Regions from separate parts of the Homo sapiens genome. Here regions 2 and 3 are each linked to region 1. The links are chromatin loops, found by intact Hi-C in ENCODE. Cell type or tissue: natural killer cell. All regions are shown on one strand.

Evidence for each region. Peaks named below come from ENCODE experiments on the same cell type or tissue, not always from the same donor. Only the 100,000 strongest peaks of a DNase experiment are listed, where the experiment ranks them.
Region 2: a loop joins it to region 1, with 6 times the contacts of the local background. A loop is called at or near these places in 6 of 110 quality-filtered maps.
Region 3: a loop joins it to region 1, with 6 times the contacts of the local background. A loop is called at or near these places in 6 of 110 quality-filtered maps.

The regions. Positions count from the first base shown.
Region 1 is chr20:57,601,423-57,609,422 of GRCh38, forward strand. ZBP1 (Z-DNA binding protein 1) reads right to left here. Exons shown (of 8, transcript NM_030776.3): 8 at 2,430-3,347. The coding sequence ends at 3,151. Among named protein-coding and RNA genes, the nearest start is that of ZBP1, 15 kb to the right of the region's middle. In natural killer cell, no CTCF peak of the experiment used is centred here; DNase peaks (open chromatin) are centred at 3,889 and 4,579; H3K27ac peaks cover 2,232 bases.
Region 2 is chr20:57,677,798-57,685,797 of GRCh38, forward strand. The region is part of intron 1 of PMEPA1 (prostate transmembrane protein, androgen induced 1); the gene reads right to left. Among named protein-coding and RNA genes, the nearest start is that of PMEPA1, 28 kb to the right of the region's middle. RefSeq lists enhancers at 218-734, 735-1,250, 1,815-2,339, 2,340-2,863, 2,690-2,759 and 4 more and a silencer at 4,078-4,241. In natural killer cell, a CTCF peak has its summit at 3,644 (motif pointing left); DNase peaks (open chromatin) are centred at 2,614 and 3,604; H3K27ac peaks cover 2,913 bases.
Region 3 is chr20:57,714,593-57,722,592 of GRCh38, forward strand. It overlaps LOC105372692 (a long non-coding RNA gene), which reads left to right and starts at 4,082. Exons shown (of 6, transcript XR_007067675.1): 1 at 4,082-6,065; 2 at 6,743-6,866. RefSeq lists an enhancer at 468-996. In natural killer cell, no CTCF peak of the experiment used is centred here; a DNase peak (open chromatin) is centred at 4,019; H3K4me3 peaks cover 385 bases; H3K27ac peaks cover 453 bases.

The DNA of each region.
Region 1 (8,000 bases):
GTGAAGGGCCTTGTCCAGCATACATTGGACCCTGGAGGTATAAGAGTTGAAAGCCAGGGCCCCTGAGTCCAGTAAATTCCTCATTCAAAGCTGGGGAGTGTAGCGGACTTCTGAGGTTCTAGCCTGTCCAGCATCCCTTTCCTGGTAAATTTAGAAAACAGCTGATCCATCACCCTTAGGCCATGTGACTGGGGGTGGCTGCTCCCCATCCTGGTTCCAGAGATAAGCTATGTGATACCAGTTGGCCAATCACCGCATTCTATTGCTCTGGCCAATGACTGGTGGGGAATGGGCATACAAATAAAGCCATCTGTTGTGGCTTTTGCTGTCGGGAAAGTCATCCCTCTCCACTGGGTAGCTAAGCTAGTGGTGTGGGGGCCTGGAGCTGCTGGGGGCTATCATTGAAAACAGAGGAAAGCAGTAGGGGGGTGGAGCGAGGCTGAGTTCTAAGAGATCACCTGAGCTCCTGGATCTAGACATTCCTGAAGCAGGCTCTATGCCTGGGCTTGTCTATTAGAAGATCCAGTGCATCCCCTTTTGTGCTGAAGCAGGTCTCAGCTTTCTATCATCTACGACCAAATGAGTCTCGATGGACGAGAGCTAGACTAATGACAAGGCAATGTTGGGGCAATGAAGTGTGGGTTTGATATGGGGAGCAGAGGAGGCTTCAGAAGCAGACAGGAGGCATCCAGCTAGCCTGGGAGCTCTGAAATCTCTCGGTAAGGTCATGCCTCAGGTTGAGTAGCAGTGAGCTAAGGGGAGTGGGTAGGGGAGGTGAGGGGGCAGCTGCCCTTCAGAAATGGAAATCCCAGTGGAGCTGGCTTCAGCACTAAGGGGACATCTCAGTTCTTCTAATGGGTAAGTGCTAGGATAGGTTCTGCTTCAGGAATGACTGGATCAAGGAGCTCAAACAATGTCTTACGAATCCCCTTTAAGGGATGAACTGTAAGTTCTATATATCAGTCTAGGTTCTGACCAATATGTCAAAGCATCCACCCTAAAGATCCTCCCAGTCGAGTTGGGCAAGGAGATATGAATTTGTTCAATAACTGTTTTTACTGAGGCCCTGTGATGAGCCAGCCCCTCCCCGCCAAGGTAGACATTAGCCCCAGGGGCATCAGCTTTTGGGTGTCAGATGCCAAGGCCAGTGAAGGAGACAGAGTGGAGTGTGACAAACGCCCACCTGAGGACTGGGTGTGGCATTGGAGTTGGGGGCAGCAGAGTGCCTGTGTGTGTGCATGTGTGTGTGTACACCTGTGTGTGCATGTGTGTGTGCCTATGTGCACACTGAAGGACGGACACAGTCCTTGTTCCACAATCACCCTGCCCAGCTGATCACCACCTCCCTCTATCCCTCTCCATCTTCCTCCCACCATGCCCCACCAAATCCCTCCACTACCCACCCCACCCCATGGTTCAAGAAATGTTGCAGAGCCCATAGCCCTTCTACGGGAACTTAGCCCCTAGCGGGGTGGTGGGGTCTGGTAAATAACAAGCTGACATGGTTTTGCTGTGTCCCCACCCAAATCTCATCTTGAATTGTAGCTCCCATAATTCCCATGTGTTGTGGGAGAGACTCAGCAGGAGATAATTGAATCATGGGGATGGTTCCCCCATACTGTTCTCCTGGTAGTGAAGTAAGTCTTATGAGATCTGATGGCTCCATAAGGGAAGCCACTTTCCCTTGGCTCTCATTCTCTCTCTTGCCTGCTGCCATGTAAGACGTGCCTTTCGCCTTCCACCGTGATTGTGAGGCCTCCCCAGCCACGTGGAAGTGTGAGTCCGTTAAACTTCTTTTTGCCTATAAATTACCCCGTCTTGGGTATATCTTTATCGGCAGCGTGAAAATGGGCTAATCCACAAGCACTCCCTGCTGATTGGCCAGAAGAGGTCACCTGACCCATGGGTCAGCCAATGACTTCCACCAGGGCCTGGGGACCCAGGGTCGGGGTGGGAAAGAATTTTCTCTTTGGGAGTCCAGCTAAAAGATCCTGAGAGATCAAGGCTGAGGAGAGAAGATTCTAGAAAGGTCGGGTGATAAGGAGGTCAGGTGGCCACAATGGGCCTTGAGGAAGTGAGACCTCAGGTGAGGAGAGAGTGGGGCAGTGTTTCAGTTGGCTCAGGCTGCTATAAAAAAATGCCTCACCCTGGGTAATTTATAAGCAACAGGAATTTATTGCTTACAGTTTCGGGGTCTGGGAAGGCCAAGATCAAGGTGCCAGCAGAGTCAGTGTCTGATGAGGGGTTGGTCTCGGCTTTAAGGATGGCACTTTGTTACTGCATCCTCACATGGCGGACAGGCAAGCGGGACTAACAGGCTCCCTCAAGCCCTTTCATGGCAGCGCTAATCCCACAATCCCACTCGCCCTCCTGACTCCATCCCCTCCAAAAGGCCCCATCTCTTCATACCACTGCACTGGGGATTATGGTTGGTTTATTTTTTATTTATGTATTTATTTTTTTGAGACGGAGTCTCGCTCTGTCGCCCAGCCTGGAGTGCAGTGGCGCGATCTCGGCTCACTGGAAGCTCCACCTCCCGGGTTCACACCATTCTCCTCCCTCAGCCTCCGGAGTAGCTGGGACTCCAGGTGCCCGCCACAACGCCCGGCTAATTTTTTGTATTTTTTTTTTTAGTAGAGACGGGGTTTCACCATGTTAGCCAGGACGGTCTGGATTTCCTGACCTATTGATCCGCCCGCCTCGGCCTCCCAAAGTGCTGGGATTACAGGCGTGAGCCACTGCACCCAGTTGGGATTATGTTTTGATATGAATTTTGTTGGGACTCAAACATTCAAACCACAGCAGGTAGCCATGATGGAAGGTAACTCCAGGCAGATGCCCCGAGCCCAGGAAAGAGTGGAGAGAGTCCCCTGGGCCTGGGGGACCGAGCCCCACTCCCATCTACCCACCTCCTCTTGGCACACCAAAGGTTCCCCAAGGCAACTCCCTGTCATCTACTCCTGGCCATCAAAAGACCTGGCCTGAACCCATCCCCATGCCAGGTCCATTCCCCCAAAACTGATTCATGCAGGTTATGTCTGGAAGCAAGCAGGTCAAACAAGACGCTAAGGAATGCAGAGAGCAGCAGGCTAGTCTCCCTAGCATGCGCCCACCCCCAGCCTGTGTCCAAGCCCCACGTGAGGCTGTGCACTAAATCCCACCTCCCCACCAGCTCCCCTCGTGTGAGGCTTCATCCACATAGTGGCTGCCTTCTGCAGCTTTGTGACTCCTGTTTCCAAGAGTCATAGTTTCCAGCTTGGGGGTGAGCTTCGAGTGGCTGGGAGTGATGGGCTGACCAATGTCTCGAGGAAAGTGACTTCTGGATTGTGTGTCTGCGGGACGACGACCTAGGGAAGAGAAGATGGGGGATCAGCTTCATGGGCACGTGGCCTGGGCATTTCCACAGGGACCCGCTCTTGGAAGGATTTCGAGCTCAGCTTGAGCCTTTGTTGTTACTGTCTTTAGATTTGTACAAAGTCTTGAACAGGGAGCCCCACCTTTTCACTTTGCACTGGGCCCCCAGATCATGTAGCCAGTCCTGTCCTAGTTTCACAGCAGTGAGATGGAGGAGCAGAAATAACACCAGAAAGCCCCCATCCCAGGGCTCTCCCAGTCCTCCCAGGGACCCCAAAAGACGGCTCTACATGCTCTGGCACTGACAGTCTCTGATTAGCAATTTCCTCAAACAAAACAAAACAAAACAAAACAAAACAAAACAAAAACCATTCCAGGCCTTACACATCTCAGGATAAGGTCCCGCCCGCCACTCAAGGAGGAAGTGACAGGCAGACCTCATTTTATCTCACTTTACCTTATTGTACTTTGGTTTATTACACTTCATAGATATTGCACTCATTTTTCACAAGTTGAAGGTTTGTGGCACCCTGTGTGAAGCGAGTCTATCAGTGCCAATTTTTCCAGCAGCATATGCTCACTTCCTGTCTCTGCGTCACATTTTGGTAATCCTCACAATATTTCACACTTTTTCATTTTGATTATATGTGTTATGGTGATCTGTGACCAGTGATCTTTGATGTTGCTATTATAATTGCTTTGCTTTGGGGTGCCACAAATATCACCTGTAGAAGATGACGAAGTTAATTAATAAATCTGTGTGCTCTAACCTGTCACTGATCAGCCATCTCCTCCTCTCTCTCCCTCTCCTCAGGCCTCCCTATTCCTTGAAGACACAACAATATTGAAATTAGGAAAATTCATAACCCTACAATGGGCCGGGCGCCGTGGGTCACACCTAGAATCCCAACACTTTGGGAGGCTGAGGTGGGCAGATCACCTGAGGTTGGGAGTTCAAGACCAGCCTGACCTACATGGAGAAACCCCATCTCTACTAAAAATACAAAGTTAGCCAGGCGTGGTGGTGCAGGTCTGTAATCACAGCGACCCAGGAGGCTGAAGCAAAAGAATCCCTTGAACCTGGGAGGTGGAGGTTGCAGTGAGCCAAGATTGTGCCATTGCACTCCAGCCTAGACAACGAGAGCAAAACTCCATCTCAAAAATAAATAAATAAATAAATAAATAACCCCAAACGGCCTCTATGTGCTAAAGTGAAAGGAAGAGTTGCACGTCTCTCACTTTAAATCAAAAGTGAGAAATGATTAAGCTTGGTGAGGGAGGCATGTCCAAAGCTAAGACAAGTTGAAAGCTAGGTCAAAAGTTAGCCAAATTGTGAAGGCAAAGGAAAGGGTCTTGAAGGATATTAAAAGTCTTACTTCAGCAAACACATGAGTGATGAGAAAGTGAACCAGCCTTGTGGCTAGTGTGGAGAAAGTTTTAGTGGTCTGGATAGAGGATCGAGCCAGCTACAACAATCTCTTAAACCTAAGCCTCGTCTAGGGCAAGGCCCTTGCTCTATTCAATTCTAAAGGCTGAGAGAGGTGAGGAAGCTGCAGAAGAATAGTTGGAAGTGAGCAGAGGTTGGTTCATGAGGTTTAAGGAAAGAAACCGTCCCCATAACATGCAAGTGTGAGGTGAAGCAGCAAGTGCTGATGGAGAAGCTGCAGCAGGTTACCCGGAAGCTCTAGCTAAGATCATTGATGAGCGTGACTACACAACAGAGCAGGTTCTTAATGTAGATGAAACAGCCTTCTATTGAAAAAAGATGTCATCTAGAACTTTCATAACTCGAAAGGAGATGTCAATGCCTGGCTTCAAAGCTTCAAAGGGGACAGGCTCTCTTGTTGGAGATTAATGTAGCTGGTGACTTTCAGCTGAAGCCTCTCCTCAATTACCATTTTGGAAATTCTAGGGCCCTTAAGAATGATGCTAAATCGACTCTGCCTATGTTCTATGAATGAAGCAACAAAGCTAGATGAGAGCACCTGTATATAGCTTGGTTTACTGAATATTTTAAGCCTAGCATTGAGACTTACTGCTTAGAAAACAAAATATTCCTTTGAACATTTCACTGCTCATCGTCCATACCACAGGATCTGAGTGTTCCGCATCCTGGATTGAGGGCCAAAAAAAAATTTTTTTTTTACTACTCGTTGACAATGCACCTGTTCATCCACGGGCTCTGATGGAGATGTAAAAAAGAATTAACATTGTTTTCATGCCTGCTAGCACAGCATCCATTCTGCAGCCCATGGATTAAGGAGTAACTTCAACATTCACTTCTTATTCTTCAATAAATATATTTTATGAGGGCATAAGTGCAACACAGAGTGATTCCTCAGATGGATCTGGGCAAAGTAAGTTGAAAATCTTCTGGAAAAGATCACCAATCTACATGCCGTTAAGAACATTTGTGATTCATGGGAGGAGGTCAAACTATCAACATTCACAGGAGTCTGGAAGAAGTTGATTCCAAATTTCATGAATGACTTTGAGGGGTTCAAGACTTCAGTGAAGGCAGCAACTGCAAATGTGGTGGAAATAGCAGGAAAACACAAATTAGAAGTGGAATATGAAGATGGGACTGAATTGCTGCAATCTCATGAGAAAGCTTGAACAGATGAGTTGCTTCTTATGGATGAGCAAAGAAAGTGGTTTCTTGAGATGGCATCTATTCCTGGTGAAGATACTGCGAACATTCTTGAAATGACAACAAAGGATTTAGACTGCTATATAAACCTAGTTGGTAAAGCAGCAGCAGGGTTGGGGAGTCTTGGTTCCAATTTTGAAAGAAGTTCTAGTATGAGTAAAATGCCATCAAACAGCATTGCATGCTACAGAGAAAGCTTTCATGAAAGGAAGAGTTCATTGCTGCAGCGAACTTCATTGTTGCCTTATTTTAAGAAATTGCCACAGCTGCCTCCACCTTCAGCAACCACCACCCTGATCAGTCAGCAGCCATCAACATCAAGGCAAGACCTCCACCAGCATAGAGATGATGACTGGCAGAAGACAGGTGATGGTTAGCATTTTTAGCAATAAAGTATTTTAAAATTAAGGTATGTACATTGTTTTTTAGATATAACGTGATTCAGTGCACACCTAATAGACTAGAGCATCGTGTGAATATAACTTGTATATGCACTGGGAAATCAAAAATTTGCATGACTTGCTTTATTGGGGTGTTCTGGAACTCACCCATAATATCTCTGAGCTATGCCTATTGATGTCTCTTGGGGACAAAGAGAGGTGGGTGGGTCAGGGCAAGGGGCAAAGATGTCATCAGCTCTTCTGCTAGAACCTTAGGGAAGAATGTCAGGATGTTGCAGGGCAAATCTGGGAGTGTGACCATTTTTTTTTTTTGAGACAGAGTCTTGCTCTGTCGCCCAGGCTGGAGTGCAGTGGCATGATCTTGGCTCACTGCAAGCTCCGCCTCCCAGGTTTACGCCATTCTCCTGCCTCAGCCTCCTGAGTAGCTGGGACTACATGTGCCCGCCACCATGCCTGGCTAATTTTTTGTATTTTTTAGTAGAGAGAGGGTTTCACCGTGTTAGCCAGGATGGTCTCGATCTCCTGACCTCGTGATCCACCTGCCTCGGCCTCCCAAAGTGCTGGGATTACAGGCATGAGCCACTACACCCAGAAGTGTGGCTATTTTTAAAAAACACAGTGCTGTGTTCTTTCCGGAAAGAGAAGTCTTCAATGGTCTGGCTTGAGACCCACAGGGCTCTGCAGACAGCCTGTGCTGTGGGGTCCTAAGCCGGATCCCCATCTGGTGGCACATGCCCTCCCAAGGGTCCCCAGTGGCCTTGGAGGTCTCAGAGACTCCCTTTGCTGCTGGAAGGAAGTCCATGCTCCCAGATGCTCATGGCCTGAGTCCTGAGGAATGCGCTCCTGGTCCCCGTTCTGCAGGTGTCACATGTGCATGGGGCTCCCAGGGGTCCTGGAGGGAGAGTTTGAAGACACGTGGGGCCAGGGTCTCCTCAGTTGCTGGGACAGCAAGGACACGGCCCTTGGGGTGAGGAGACCCTCTGGACTTCCAGGACATGCATCCCCTGGGCCTTCAGGCACTGGAGGGTGGATGCCGGCCAGTCCTCCAGATTCCGTGAATCCATGTTTTCTACCCATTGGTGGGACTGGGTGTGATTCCTTATTCCAGATCCCAAAAGGGTAGGAGCGGAAATCCGCCTTCTAATTCTTTTTTCACATGGGAGGCAAAAATCTCATCCAGCCCCTCTCCTGCTCAAAGCCCCCCATGGCTTCCAATTGCCTTAGCATCGACTGCAGCCTGGAGCCAGGCCCTGGCTCTGCTCTCCATGCTCAGGTCACCCTCAAACCCCTGTGGGTTCCCACACTGTCATGTCCTCACCTCCAGGCCATTGTCCACACTGTTCCACCCACCAGGTACACCTGCCCTGGCCCTCCCCACCTTGCGTGGACCTGCCCAACTCTCCAGCTGCCCCCACCCGAGGCCCCGAGCTCCCTTCTGCAGAGTTGGAATCCTCAGGCTCTGCAACCAGCCTGTGCAGCTTCCAGGGACCAAACGGTGGCTGGGACGGTGAACCGCACTGGTTTCCCCTCTCCCCTCTTCCTGTTGGCAGTGGAGCCCCCTCCCCTGAGTCTCTGCTGGGCTTAGACTGCCTTGA
Region 2 (8,000 bases), 76 kb after region 1:
GATGTCCCTCAACAGGTGAATGGTTAAACTAACCATGGTGCATTCATACCTTGGAACACTACGCAGCAACAAGAAGGAATGAACTACTGACACCTACAGCAACGTGGAGACATCTTCAGAGAATTACGTTAAGTGAAAAAAGCCAATTTCAAAAGGCTAGATAGTGTATGACTCCATTTCTATAACATGCTTAAAATAACAATATTATAGAAATGGAGAAGAGATTAGTGGTTTCATGGGTAAGGGGGTGGATACAGTTAGAAAAGGGTAGAATGAGATGTTCTTGTGATGGGACTGTTGTGTCTTGACTGGTGGTTACACAAATCTACGCATACAATAAAACTGCATTGAACGAAACACACACACAGACACACACACTCGAATGAGTGTGTGTAAAACTGGGGAAAGGTAAGGTTGATGGTTTGTGACAAATGTCAACTGCTGGCTTTGGCACTGTACTACAGTTATGTAAGACGGTACCATTGGGGGAAGCTGGAGGATATCTACATAGAACCTCTCTGTATTATTTTTTACAACCGCATGCTAACAAACAATTGTCTCAAAATAAAAAGTTTTCTGAAAACAAGTGAACGGTCTGGGAGTGCCCTGTCCCTTGGCATCACCAGAATCGCCCTGGCAGAGGCTGAGGCCAGCAGCCTTAAGCGGTCCTTAGGGCCTGGCCCAGGCCTGGCACTGGGGGAGGGGGTTAGTTTCCTGCAAAGGGAGGGTAAGAGCCGAAACAGAAGCCGCTTCCCTCTCTCGCAGCCTCCCTCGCCTCCCGCTCACAGCATCTGCCATCTGGCTGCTGCAGCCACACGAAACCATCTCTCGGCTGTCATCTCTCCACTTGCAGGTCTGGCTCCCAGGTTTGAAGATTAAATTCTAAACACGTCATTTAAAATTTAGAAACGAGGAAAGGAGATTTTAAGTAATCTGGAAGCACTGGCTCCTATTGTCTGCCCCAAGTAATAAGCATGGAACCTCCAACCTCTGTCTTAAAGGTGACAAGAGCCAGGGGAGGGAGAGCAGCTTGGGATTCCCCGATGTAAAGTGTCACTGCCTCCCCAATACAATCAAATACTCCCAAAAGGATGTCCCAAACTACCACTGTACCCCCAAGAGAAAGCATCACTGTAAAGTATCAACATATTGTTCAGGAAGAACTGCGGACGTCTCTGCCAGTGAGCACTTCAGGCACAGAAGAGCCAGGAACTGCAGGGATCTCTGAACAACACGAGTGTTTTTGAAGAAGAGTCCTCCTCTGTCTTCTCCAGAACATGGAACAGAACTAGAGCAGGTTTGTGATAATGAGCACCTAGGAGCGGGGACCTCCTTAAATGATCTGGTTAGGGACAGCCTTTCGGAGGAGGTGGCTTTTCAGCAGAGACCTTAAATATGAGGAGAGTTGGGGAAAAAACACTCCTGGCCAAACAATGGCAAGTGCAAATGCCCTGAGGTAGGAAACCTTTGTCTCATTCAAGGGCAAGAAACCCTACCTCCTGGGGCATAGCATGAAGATACAATGAGGAGCTAGCTGCTTTGGGGCTTGGCAAAGCTGCACTGAGACTTCCTGCAGGTGGCCATGGGTGTGTATTGGGGCAAAGGCAGCATAGACAACGTGAACTTGAAACGATTCAGGTATCATTTTCCAGTGTGACTCTCCAAACACGGCACACATCAGACCTGCTGGGGAAGCTCCTTTCAGACAATGCGGGAGCCGTGTCCAACAGGCTGAAATTGACATCGTTCAGTGGCGGGTTCCGGGACCTGCAGGGAATGGACTTACAAGCGCCCGCTATGGATGAACAGATTCCAACCAGGCGCTCGCTTCCTTAGTGAAGGAACCACTTGTTCAATTATGAAGCCCAGGATGTGAAAGCAACTGCTGGAGCCACATAGGTGAATTTGTTATGCTGGAAGGGGGTGGTCACCTGGCACTGTGAGTGGCTCAGAGATCCCTAAGTGATCAGAATTGTAAACGACCCAGGGGAAAACCTTGGGAAAAAACTCACCCTCTTAGATACTGAGTTTCTAGGGGAGGAGAGTGGCTTAGAAGCCCCTAAAATGGGTCAGATGAGAAAAGGACAGGGCCAGAGAGGGGGAGGGAGTTGCCCAGAGACACAGAGCAACCGTGCAAAGCTGGCTAGAGCCAGAGCCTGCGCCTTCCAGTTCCTTGGGTACAGGCTGTCCACGCAGGCATCCCTGGTGGGAGTGAGGGTCACAATGGCTGTGACCTTGACCATCTTTGCAAGGTGAGCCTAGCTTGTGGCATGGAGTCTGGCTTGCACTGCAAGCCCCAGGGAACCGTCGGGGGATGAGTGGATGGTAAAAACGACTTCTGCCCGTCAGACACTCAGACACACCAGCGGGGAGAGCTGCAGCCACTCCAGCTTTAGCTGGGTTGTGCTAAGAGCTTTAAGTGCATTATATCATTCAAAGCTCCCAAGGAGCCGCTTTGGGGAGTCCCGTCAACACCCGCATTCTGCAGATGAAGGGACTGGGACCTCAAGGGCAGCTGCTAGGGCTAAGGTGTGGTTCTTCTACCGGAGATGATTTTGCCCCAGGGGACATCTGGCCATATCTGGAAACACTTGTGGTTGCCACAACTGGGAGGGGGTGTTACTAGCATCCAGTGGGCGAGGGGAAGTAGCTAAACATCCACCCTGCCACGCACAGGGAAGTCCCCCACAGAAAAGAATTATTGAGCCCAAACGTCAGCACCAAGGTCGAGAAACTCTGGATTAAATCAGATGATAGTGAATATCTCAGGCACAGTGCCGGGTGCATAGTGCTTGCTCAATAAACATTAGCTAGGCAACAGCTGATTCCTAATTAGGCCTCAATGTGAAGACAGAAGCAGGGACTGAAACCACACACAACCGGTTTGAAGAATAACAACAACTTAGTCTAAAAACATCTGCTTTGAAAGCAAACGCTTAGGAAAGGGCAGTTGTTCATTTCACACTTGGATTGTACATTTCTGTAGGCTGGAGTCGCAACCACCTTGATCACCGATCAACGCACACTGGCACCAACCACCATGCCAGACACACAGGAGGCACTTCGTAAATGCTTGTGAAATGAATACATGGGTGAGGGAAAGTGGCGGAGAGCAGTCTGCGTGAGGACGTAAGCACAGGTCCTTCTCTGGAGGCAGGAGAATGAAAATCATCCCACGGGTCGGGGCCGGGTCAGTGAGGAAGGGAGGGAAGGAGTTCTGAGAATGTCAATCTGCAGGACAACTTCTAGTTTCCACCTTTTGCATGAGGGATTTCCAAGTGCCCCAGGGCCTGGGAGTCCCCATTCATCAACCCTGGGTGCTACCAGGGACAGGGCCCATTGTGATTTGTGAGGCCTGCCTGAGTGCTGGTGGGGCAGGGGTGAGGCAGGCGCCCATGCTCCTTCCTGACCTCTCCAGCACGCTCCATCCACTTGCATGGAATCACGGCAGTGGGGAATGAGAAACACCCCTCCATCACTGCCACTGGGAACCCCCGTCCCTCCAAACCTGCCGCCTGCCTGAGCTCCTGAGGGCACCCTCACCCTGCATGGGCCTCCTTCCTGCCAGGGAGGGAGCCCTGTGCGAGGCAACCAGGGGTTGCCCCGGAGCCAGTCCCACTTCTGCCATCTGCGGGTGACAGCGAGAGACCTCTCTAGGGTGTCCCCTGCCTGAGACGACCGTGAGGATGGTGTGGCGCTGCCTCTTACAAGGGTGGTCCCAGCATCAAGAAGGGAACGGCCCTCCCAGACCTTTCACTGCTTAAAATAACCAACTTTTTAATTTAGCAACCATTGTCGTTTCACGTTCAATTCTGTAAGCAATAATAGAGCTCTCCACGTACCCTCCACCTCCTCCCCTGCTGGCAGCACCTTACAAAACTCGATTCTCTGTGGTTTTCCCAGAATCAGAACTTGTGTACGCTTTAGTCACCCCCTCATTTTACAGAAGAAGGAACTGCAACCTGGTCAGTCCCCCCTCAAGGTGACACGGCCAGCTGGGAACTGGACATGGCCACCACACCTAGCTTAGCAGACCTCACCCTCTCGGCTTCTCCTCTCTGCCTGAGGTACTCCCCCCAAGGTCTTCCCACCGCTGACTCCTTCTCATCCCTCATTCTCAGCACAAGGTCAGCCCTGCTGAGAGACCCTCTCAGACCAATAAAGCAGCCCCCAGGCACAGTCATGTGACACTGTCGAATCTCCTCCTCCGTTCAGTATCTGACTCTGTTTCCCATCTGCACCAGACTAGTAGCTCCCTGAGGGCAGGCTCAGGCCTGTTCCATTCACCAGGTCCTCCCATCTCCAGTGGCACAGGGAAGGAGCTCACCTACTGGATAAATGAACAGAAGATGGGTGATTCGCCCAAATACCGGGTCTGTCCTCCTTCCTTAGGTCACTATTACACACAGACAGACACAGCTACCTTCGATGGGAGGTGACGGCGTAGCAAAGGCTCCCAGTGGGAATGAAGGCTTGAGCTGAGTGTGAATGGTGCTCAGAGCGGGGGACCAGCTCCACCAGCGGTTCCCTGTGTGACCTTGGGCAAGCTGTTCTCTGAGCCTCGGTGGTTTCATCCATAAAATGGGGAAATGACAGCCCGCTGCCCTTGCATACCTAAGCACAAAGTCACTGGTAACTAGGGGCCCAGGTTCTGGGTCTCCCTGGAGTGTCGGGGTCCTAGGCGCCGGCCCAGAGGAGTTTCAAAGTCAGCCTTTAACTGCCCTCCCAGTAAAGAGGCTGCTGAATGCTACAGAGCAGGCTCCCGTGCCCACCGCCCCACACCTGGAAGACGAAAGGACACGAGAAGGAGAGGCACAGCTGCGTCGCTGGCTGTGACCCACACTCCTCCAGTTTTTGATTTAAAAAAAATCCCTGAAACAGCACCCACTCCCTGTCAAGTCTGTGTCCCCATCGCCAGCAGAAACCAACTCCTCCTGGAGGAAGGAAAGTTCAATGGATGAGCTATAAATATTTCTGCTAGATGCTGCCTGGGAGCTGGGCTTTCTGCATGAGCAGGCCCCGCTGAAAAGGAAGGCGGCTCGCCAGATTTGTTTCGAATTATGAAAATAGATGTTGTCTCCCCACCACATCTGTTTTGCCTGACAAATGAGCAGCAGCTCGCCTCCTAAATAAGGCAGCACACCAAGACGGTCTTGAAACTCCGGCTTCTCCAACTCTTCAGAAAAGGAGAAGAAGAAGAAAAAAGAGTCCAAGCCTCCCAGGTTTGAGCTCTAAAAGCCAGACCTTTTTCAATGTCATCTCTCACGCCGCAGTCTCCGGGGGCATTTACGCCACACTTGTCCTTAAGCTCAGATCTCCCTGAGCAGGTAGAGGCTGCTCACGTTAGAGGGCACGGATATCCCCCACTGCTTTTTAAAAAGAAAAAGAAGGCCAGGAGACACGCGATCAATTATAAAAAGTGCAAAGAAAGGAAAGCTCCCTAAACTCAAGCCAAGGGTGCGTTTTTGATGTGCTGAGAGAGGCCAGTTTTTGGAGGGAAACATCAATACTGTTGCCATTCAGTTCTCTATGCCATGCTGGCCTGGTGACTTGGGTTAATATAATCATTTTCCTTTAATTACTCCAGGAAAGACCCAATTACAGCGCAGACGCATCTGCCAGCCTGAGGATCCAATATTTAATAGCCCATCCTTCAGGAACATTCCTGCTTGGGAGCTTCCTGGAGCGAGCAGCCCTGCATGCATTACGAACTTGCATTACTATACTAACTCGGTGGTGGTGTTCTGGCCTGTGTGCGTGTGTGTGTGTGTGTGTGTGTGTGTGTGTTTCTTTTAAAAGTCTCTTCCCCTGAAAATACTTCATGTTGATATTTCTTCTTAAAGATGCTGTAATTATGAGAGAGCAGAAAGAACCCCCGAATGACTGTATAACTTGAAATATTACAAGCACAGTCACCCCACTTCCCCACTCCGCGGGGAAATTTACAGGCTTCCAGGCTGCCACCAAGAGGGAAGGACTAGAGCCCAGCAGCTCTCAGAGTTCTTGGAGTTCTCGGCCTCCGAAGCACACTGTCCAGCCACCTGCACAAAGTCCATCATAAACCCATGCGGGGCACAATGGGAGTAGCTGCTCAACAGACCACTCCTGCCTGTGGGCTGTCTGTTTTGGGGGTAGAAATAAAAAGATCTGGCCAAGAAACCTGGAGTGTTATGGGATGTCCTTCTCTATCTCCTGCAGACGAAATGTCCCACCACGCCCCACCCCCGGCTCCGCAACACCGCAGTCAAGTAGGCTGATAGGTTAGACTCGCTTCATCTGGCAGAAATGAGACGCAGTTTAGGGATCCCAGGAGACATCTGGTCAGCTGCCCACGCCTGACTCCCCCTCCCCAGCTTTTGTGCCCCCTACCAAGTAAAAACCGGAGGGCAGATTGATGACTGCGGGAGGGGAGGCGGGTGGAAATTTATGGCTTTGCAGCAGGTCAATGGTAATGACAATAGTTTTCACGGGTGGGGGTCGGGGAGTTAGGGGTCTAGCTGGGAGGGGGGCAGGGTGACTTCTCTCCACCCCGCAGCCCTCGCTCCAGAAGGGAACTCGGAAGCCTGCTTCCCTCCTGACCTGAACATGTAGCGGGCCTGGAAGTCAACTGAATTTCCCAAGTCCACTGGGCTGTGTAGCTGCCTAAGAAGGAGGGGGGCTCTGAGAACCGCCCCCACCACCCACTGCAGAGTCTGAAGGAGCCAAAGTGGGACCACTTTCTGGTTGCTGGCAGGACGATGCCTATTTGGCCTCTGCACCGGTTCCTGTTGGGCGGGTGATGGGTGATTGGGGGGCCCGGGAGACCCTCCACCCCCATAGCTTGCCAGTTTTTCACTGCGGTAACAATGACCTAGTCGCTATGGCAATGAGGTTAATTAATGCATCTATTTGGCAGAACTAAAACCTCGGACGCATTCAACTAGCCCTGATATTTTCATCCTTAAGAAGCCAACCTCTGGTGTTTTATTTGTCTAGGCATGTAGGCATGCCACAAAACAAAACATTGCCACAAAAGGAGGAGCTGTAAGAAGAAATGGGGGAAGTTGTGGGGAGGAGCTGGGAGGGGGGGGTCTCTGCCCACCCCTCAGAGAGAAGAAAACCTGGAATGTCACTTTTCCTTTTTCGATGATGGTATAAAATTAGCACAGTCAAGTAAATGTGTTATAAACACAAAGATGCTGCCAGGAGGCAAAGTGCCTTCATTTAAGGAGAGGAAGAATGGCTGAGGGGTTTTAGAAAGGGGGCTGGGTGGTCAAACGGTTGGAGGGGGTGCCGTCTGCAACCCTCCCAAGTACTGTAACCAGAGGGAAAAGCCATTTCCCCCGAGAACGTGCATCTGCAGAACGTCTAGACAGTCATAAAGAGGACAATTAAAAAAAGAAAAAAGCTGCAAGCCGCAGTCACTCTCCTCGCCAGGGTACCCACCCGGCTGCAACCTCCAGCTAACTGCCCGAGCAGGTGAAAAATTATAAAAGCAAGAAAAGCCAGTGTGGGCTAGGAGGAGGCCGGGGAGTCTGGGCCGAAAACAGTTTATGAGCAAGTGTTTTGAAATCCCGCTTTAAATAAGCCGGTAAATGAATTCAACCTTGTCAGATCTCTCTCCCCTCACGCAGACCAAATATTCCGCTGGCGTGCTGTCTAGACACAGATAACAAAGGACTTTTTACAGCGCACAGAGACGCGCTGACAAAGTAGCCATTTAAAGATGCAGTATTGCTTTCTCGGCCTAAAACGATTTGTCAGATGGACTTAAATGAAAATGCTAAGTTATCGGTCTGGTTTGGGGTCTGCTGGTGGACTGGCTGGGGGGAGGGGGCTGGCTGCTCCAGAGAACTAGAAACCATCATCTGTGATTGGGCTGCCCTCCAGGTCGCTCTTAAAATAGGACTGTACGTGGCCGCCCAGCAAATAATTCTGGCTCTTCTTGTTCTGGGAAGGCGCCTGCTAAGATGTCTCTAACACCTAGTAGCAGCAATTTTGTTGTAGCACTGTTCACTTAA
Region 3 (8,000 bases), 110 kb after region 1:
TGCATTGGGATCCTACGGAGAGCCAGAAATGAGCTCACTGGATCCCCACGACAACCCTCTGAGGTCCAAGCTGATATTATTCCCATTTGACAGATGGGGACACTGAGGCTCAGGGACCCAAGGATGAGGTGGAGCTGGGATGTGAATCAGGTACTTGGGCCCTAAAGCCCATGGGCTGGCCTCAGCAAATGATGCCTTCTGCACCCTGTCTCCCTCCTCACTGCCTTTGACTGGGTCCTCCCTGGCCGTCCCACTGGACTCGGTTGGCACTGTGCCCCTGGCCGTCCCACTGGACTCGGTTGGCACCGTCCCCCTGGCCGTCCCACTGGACTTGGTTGGCGCCGTCCCCCTGGCCGTCCCACTGGACTCGGTTGGCGCCGTCCCCCTCAGCTCCACGGAGGCCCCCGGGGATCCACCATTTGCCTCACCGCTGGTGGTGTCTGTTCATAAAACCTCATCTCCGACCATGAGGGGCAGCTGACTCTGCAGCGGAGTGAGGCTGGAGCGGCTGGGTTGGTGAGAGGCCACTCCAGCACCTGCTCTGGGTCTGGCGTGGGCAGCCTTGGCAGGCTGCTTCAGCTCACTGAACCTGCGTCCCCTCTGCCACTAAACAGGGAGGAGCGGGATTTCACAGTGAGGGAGAGGCAGTGTGGGGAGGCCTCAGCACAGGGCCCAGCGGCCCCTGGACTCGGTGTCTGTGAGTTCACCATCCCCTCCACTGCTCCAGGGGGCAGGCCAGTCTGGCATGCCTTGCTTGGGGTCTGGCCTGCAGTGGGTGCTTGGCAAACCTCTGTGGACTAAATGCAGGAGGGACACCTACCCACAAACACATCCAAATCCCATTTTTGGCTGCCTTCATGACTGGCTAACAAGTCTTCCCGCTCACTCACCCTCTCCACCTCCAAGTATCCTCTTGCAGCTGAGTATCCAGAAGCCAGTCACCTGGGCTAGCACCTACCAAGAAGAGCAAGGAGCGTTTGCATGGTATCAACCAGAACCAGAAGTCTCAGCCAGAAAGACGTGTTGTGCATGTGTGGTCTCCACTGTGAGCTTGTGGGTGTGCGTTGCATGTATATGCAGGACGTACATGTGCATATTCACGCTGTGGGGTATTTGTGTGTGTGTGGTGTGTGTCGTCTGTGTTGAGGGTTTGAGGGTGCACGTTGTATTGTACATATGTTTGGGGTACGCATGTGAGTATTTGTGCTATGAGGGTATGTGTGTGTTGTGCGTGCATCTGCATGTGTTCTCGCATTTTCTTGGTTGTGTTGTGTGTGTTTAGGCGCTGATACAGGAGCTTCGCTGCTGTACAAATATACAGGAGCTTTGCTGCTGGACAAATGTCAGATGGTTGAGTTCTCCAACAGCAATCCAAAGATGCTCGGCTAAATTGGCCACAGATGACACCCCCACCTCCATCCCGGGGTGCCATCCCATTCTCTTCTGTCCAATTTTTCAATTCCAGCAGGGAACTGAATTCTTCCCGAGAAGAGAGGGCTTTGGAAGCCAGGCAGGGAGACAAGGGTGGGCAGAAGGAGAGGACAGAAGGGAACATTAGAGCCAATTTTGTCTTCTGACAGATGGGTAAACTGAGGCCCAGAGAGGGCCATGACTTGGAGAAGATTCAAGGTGCCAGTGAAAGGCAGAGCTGAGCTAGGATCCATTCAGTGCCTGACAGCAGCCCAGGCCCTGCAGGGTCTTTGGTTACCTTAAATAGCTTAATACACAGACTTTTCTACCACAGGTTGAGCTTGAGAGGGGAATGGAAGATTCCAGATGTTTAACTCATGTCTGAAACACTTTCAGAAAGAACTATGAGTCACTCAAGCTGATTTCACGGACCAGAAATACCCAACCAAAAGTGTTCTGCGTCTCTCTTGTCATGAATGACACATTGTACTGTTATTAGGAGTAATTAATAATATAAAACTGTGCTTCTCAATGACACCAGAGCGATTTAGGGGAGGCTGGCCCTTGGTGTTCTGCTGCTGGGTTTGAGGGGAAGCAGGTAGAGTGGTCTGGGTGTGACAGCAAAGGCCATGCTGATCACAGAGGACTCGGACATGACCGTGTCTGCCAGGCTCTGTGCAGTGCTAATGCCAGGCACCACACCTGGCACAGAGACAATTCCACACCTCGTGCCAGGTGCTGCAACAAGCCGTGGGGCTGCACAGTGACTAGCGCAGGCCAGCTCTGCCTCCACGGTATCCCCTCTGATGGGCTTACCCACTCATCTGCCCATTTCCCCCAAACCTGAATTCTGCATGCTGAAAACCGTGGGGTCAGGCAAGTACATGTTACCACTTCTGTGTGACCTTGCTGAAGAAAGTGAATGAACTACTCCGGACCTTAGTTTCTTCATCTTAAAAGTGGAGATCTGACAGGTATCCATCCACTCATAGGGCCAGTGGAAGATTACATGGGTAACTCATGCAGGGCACTCAGCACAGGGCCTGGCTTGGAGCAAGCTCTTGAAAAAGCTAATTACAGTAGTCCCCCGCCACCCACCCCATGCATGGCTTCCCTTTCCAAGGTTTCAGTTACCCATGGTCAGCCGAGGTCCAAAAATAGTGGGTACAGTACAGTAAGATATTTTGAGAGTGAGAGAGAGAGAGGGGGAGGGACCACATCCACACAATTTTTATTACACTATATTGTTATAATTGTTCTATTTTATTGTTAACTGTTGTTGTCAATCTGTTACTAGGCCTAATTTATAAATTAAACCTTATTGTAGTATCCATGTGTATGAAAAAATAGAGTATATAGGGTTCGGTGCTGTGTGAGGTTTCAGGCATCCACTGGGAGTCTCAGAACGTACCCCCATGGATAGGAGGGAAGACTGATTAACACTGCGCATTGTGCATCCCAGGGGCTCCCCGTCCCGGACAAAATACAAACAGACCCTACTAAATCCCTCTTCTTCCCTTTGGATAACTTATCTCAAATTATAAATTATAATTTTGTGTGTGTGAATTTGTGAGTGGCTTCATTCAGTGTCTCTCCCCAGCTAGACTGTGTCCTGTGTCTCCCCAGTGTCTGGTCTAGGGACAAATGCTGAGACGTCTGCAAGGCCATCTAGAACGCCAGGAAGGCACTGTGGGAACCCAGAGGAACAGGGCACGACGGTGCCCAACAGTCCCAGGAAAACACTCTGTGCCCTTCACCTACATCTCCATGCCAGGGTTGGAGACAGGGTCCTGTCCCATCTGCACATGGAGCCCTCCGGACGGGTGAATCTGTCGTCAGTTTGGGGCTTGGGAATCGGTGTCCAAGAGCTGGCTTCAAAGGCAATGAAACTGGCATTGCATCTTTGAAGGCAGCACAGGCTACATCTGTCTTATTCTCCGTGTCCACAGCCCCTAGCAGTGACTGGCATGTGGTCACGCCCAATAAATATTTGCTGAATGAATGAACGCAAAACAATTTGCAATGTGGACTAGTCCCTTAAAGTATGTGTATCTGCAACCGGTAAGTCTACCACATATCTTAAGGAAATAATCAGAGAAGTGAACAGTTTTAAGGAGAAGAACGTTGATCCTATCTTCATTCGTAAAAGCAAAAGTGCAATGAAATTAAAAACAAATAGAAGATGCGTAAATAAAAGGCAGTGATCATAAAACTGTTCAAAACCTTGTTTTCAAAAATTATCTGATGATATAAAGTCCCATATAAACTAAATTTAAAAATAGGCTGCAGAACCGATCTCAACTTTTTACAAAAATATTATTAGAAAAAGGATTAAAATGATATTTGCCAAAATATTAACAGTGGTCAGCTTTGTGCAATGGATTAAATGCAATATATTTCTCATATTGTTTGCTCTATTTTCTACCATGAGCATTCATTTAGAAAAATTTTTAAAAATTTTTACTTAATAGTGCCTCTGAAGCACCTCTCAAGTCCTACCTCCTGCGGCTCCTTTAACAGCGGCCAAGACACCGAAGAGGCGGGGGTGCCAGACAGGCTGACGTCATGGGCAGCCCGAAATGACACAGCTAACCGGCCAATCCCAAGTTTGGATTCCGGGAGAAGCACGATCTATTGGATACAAGTGCTGGTGGCCTCGGCCAATGGTGGGAGAGGGGCCGGAGCCCGGCGGCTGCGTGGGTTTTAAATCCACGTGGTGGCTGCGGGGCGGGGCGCGGGGCCTCGGTGTTTAAAGGCTTTGGGTCCGCCGGGGCTGCAGCGGCGGCGGCTCCGAAGCGCTTGTTCTTTTTTGTGAAAGGCGATTCCTCCACCACCTCTTAGGATCTTGGGCAAGTCACTCAGCCTCGCTGAGCCTGTTTGCATCAGTAGGGTTTTGTGAGGCTCCAGCCCTTCAACAGAACATTTGCTGAGCATCTACTGTGTGCCCAGCAGGGCCTTCTTAGATCAGGTATAAGGCAGGAGGGAAGCGTCGGGAGTCCCAGGCCTGCTGCCTCTGTAACCATGGGCAGGTGGTTCAACATTACCTCCCCTTCTTCCCCACTGCTCTGCCCCATCCTGGCTTTTATTGTATCTCCTCTAAAAGGGTGTGAGCTCCACGGGGAGGTACCCATGTGCTTTGAGGAAGGTCTGCCCCAGTTTATATTCAATAGGTACTTTTTGAATAATTATTGCAAAGACTAGTTCTCAGCACAGAGCTTAACACATAGGAGGTGTTTGATAAATGGCAATTGTTCATGCAATAAAGAACAATAGCAGGCCAGGTGCGCGGTGGCTCACACCTGTAATCTTAGCACTTTGGGAGTCTGAGGCAGGATTATTGCTTGAGCCCAGGAGTTTGAGACCCCTGGGCAATGGTAGTGGGACCTCATCTCTTAAAAAAAAAAAAGAAAAAAAGAAAAAAAGAAAAGAAAAAGAAAGACAGAAATATATTAGCCAGGTGTCTTGGTGCATGCCAGTAGTCCCAGTTAATTGGGAGGCTGAGGCAGGAGGATGGCTTGAGCCCAGGAGTTTGACGCTGCAGTGAGCTATGATTGTGCCACTGCACTCCAGCCCGGGCAACAGAACAAGACCCTGTCTCCAACAGCAACAACAGCAAAGAAGAACAGATAGCACTGATGGAATGCCTATTACGTGTAAAGTGGTGTTCTGGGCATTTCACGTGTATTACATGCAATTTAACATTAACAAAATTACAAGTCTTATATAACAATATTCACAAAAAAAAACCAGATTAGTCACCATTATTATTCCTATTTTGCTGATGTGGAAACCAAGGCAGAGAGAGGCGAGGTAACTTTTCTAAGGTCGCGTGGCTAGGAGGTGGTGGGGCTTGATTCAAATCCAGGTCTGTCTACTCCTGGGGCCCTTGTTCTTAACCCCTGCGCTATCCCAATACTTGTCTAGTACTCAGCCTTTTTTTTCCAAGAACGTTCTAAGTTAGGCCTGTGCTAGTGGGAAGTGGGAGAGGAGGGGATAGGAATCAGGTGGGTGAGGCAGAGCCAGGTGAGCTGGGGTCCTGCCCCCTATGGCATGGCCCAGCCCTATGGGGTGGCATTGGGCAGGAAGAGGGGCAGTGAGACAGACAGCCACTGGGGCCACGTGTCCTGTAAACAGGCTACCTGCTTGCCAGGCCCTGTGCTGGGCTGGTGGGGGGCAGTGCGGGGCAGTGCTGGGCATGACACACCCTCCCTGCCCTCATGGGGCTGTCAGTCTAAACCAGCTACCACTAATGGTGACCTGAGTGCAGCCTGCAGGAGGGGTTTTGGTTTTGCCTGCATGGTATTTAAACACTTTTTAAACATGAATTGCCTCGGTCCCCACCCCTCCCTAGTGTCACAGATGTCAGCTTTACTCATGTGTCCCACCAGCTCCTGAATGCCCTGAGCAGCTTTGTTCCCTGGTCTCCCCATGCCAGCAGCCCGCGGGGGGGGGGTGGGGGGGGGGCTCTGTGGCTGGCACACAGTGACTGCCCTGGCTTTCTTTGCTTTGCCTCCTGTCTGTGTTTGAAATCCCGAAATCACCGCCTTGAGCTCTGAAGCCCAGCGGCTCCGAGGCTGCAAGCCTCTCCGCTGGCCCCAGATGTGCAGCATGCAGCTTGAATCTCTGAGGACTCTGGTGGTGGATGCCAACTCCAAGTAAGTCAGACTTGGTTTCAAGTCCCAGCATCACTGCTAACCAGATGAGTGACGCAGGGCAAGCTAATAAAATCTGCAGAGTCTCAGTTTTTCTCCTCTGCGAAATGGGGATAATAGCTCCTTCTTCATCCGGTTATGGTGAAGGGTAAGTGCGTTGATGCAGGCTGAACGCTTGGCACAGAGTAACACTCTTTCTTTGGAGGCAGCTCATTTAGAACCATTGTCACTGGCAGGAAGTCCTTCCATACATCAGGCTGAGGTCTGCCTGCTTTATAACTTCCATAATTTGTTTTCCTAGCAGCATAAACATGCTTCTCTCTCCATAGAACGGCCCTTCAGTAACTAAGGGCCATGCTAAACATCACGGTGTTCTATTCAAGCTCTCCTACATCATTTGTGGAGCCCATTGCAAACTAAAAATGCCAGGCTCCATGTTCAAAAATTAGCAAGAACTTCAGGTTGGTGACAGCAGAACTCAGAGCCCCTTCTGAGGGCAGAGCCCCATGTGGCTACACGTTACATCCCTTGAAGCTGGCTCTGTTCTCACTGGGGGTCCATGGTATGGCAGCATCCTCCAGTACCACAAGATGGGGTCTTTCCGGAGCTGAGCAGGGCAAGGACAGGTTCTGGCTGGACCCAGGGAAGCCCACCTGCAGGTGTGGCCTCTATCTCTGCAGCTCACAGTGGGAATCTGGCCCACAGGACCCAGCCTGCCACCCTCCAGGGAGCCGTGGAGATTTCAGGATTTCTCCTCTGCGAAATGGGGATAACAGCTCCCTCTTCATCCGGTTATGGTCAGGGGTAAGTGCGTTGATGTAGGTTGAATGCTTGGGCAGAGTAGTGCTTTTTTGTTGTTGACGGCGCATATATTGAGAGCAAAGCACACAAATCCAAAGTCGATTGTTTGATGACTTTTCACGTTGAATATACCTGGATCACCACCTCCCGGATCAAGATTGAGAGCATTCCCGTCACTCCAGAAAGTTTCCGGTTACCGCCCACCTTGTTTCCAGTTACTGCCCACCTCATTTCTAGTTACTGCCCCCCTCATTTCTAGTTACTGCCCGCCTGCGTCCCTGCAGAAGAGATAACCACGATTCTGACTTCTTTGACGGTAGATTTCTTTAGTTCATGCTTGACTTTCTATTGTTTTATTTTTATTTTTGTATTTTTAGAGACAGGGTCTCACTTTGTCACCCAGGCTGGAGTGCAATGGTGTGATCATGGCTTACTTCAGCCTCCATCTCCCCTGGGCTCAAGTGATCCTCCCACCCCAGCCTCTCAAGTAGCTGGGACTACAGGTGCGTGCCACCACGCCCAACTAATTTTTTAATTTTTTGTAGAGACGAGGTCTTGCTATGTTGCCCAGGCTGGTCTTGAACTCCTGGGTTCAAGCTCCCACCATGTCCTTCCAAAGTGCCGGGATTATAGGCATGAATCAAGGCACCTAGGCTTGATGTTCTGTAAACAGAATCCTGCGGTATGTATTCTTTTGGGTCTGACTTCTTCACTCACGGTTAGGCGTGCTAGGTTCACCCTAAGCACAAAGGCATGCTGCTTTGTTCTTTTTCATGGCTCTGCAGCTTTCCTTTGTGTGCAGACACCGTGATTTGTCCCTTCTCTTGTCATGGGCATGGGTTGTTCCCAGCTGTTGGCTCTTGCAGGTGGGGCCGCTGTGGACACTCTTACCATTGTCTCTTGGCTTGCTCCTTGCACACTTATTCTCCTTTCTCTGGGGTCCTTTGTCAGGAGTGGGAACGCTGGCAGAGGGTGGGCTTGTATTTAGCTATAATAGATATTCCTGATCAGTCTTCCAAGGTGGTCGTACCGACGCCCATTCATTGCCACCCGCAGTGGACGGAGACTTCCTGGTGTTCCACATCCTCCCCAGCACTCGGTTTGCCGCTCTTATTAATGTAGCCATTCTGATCAGTG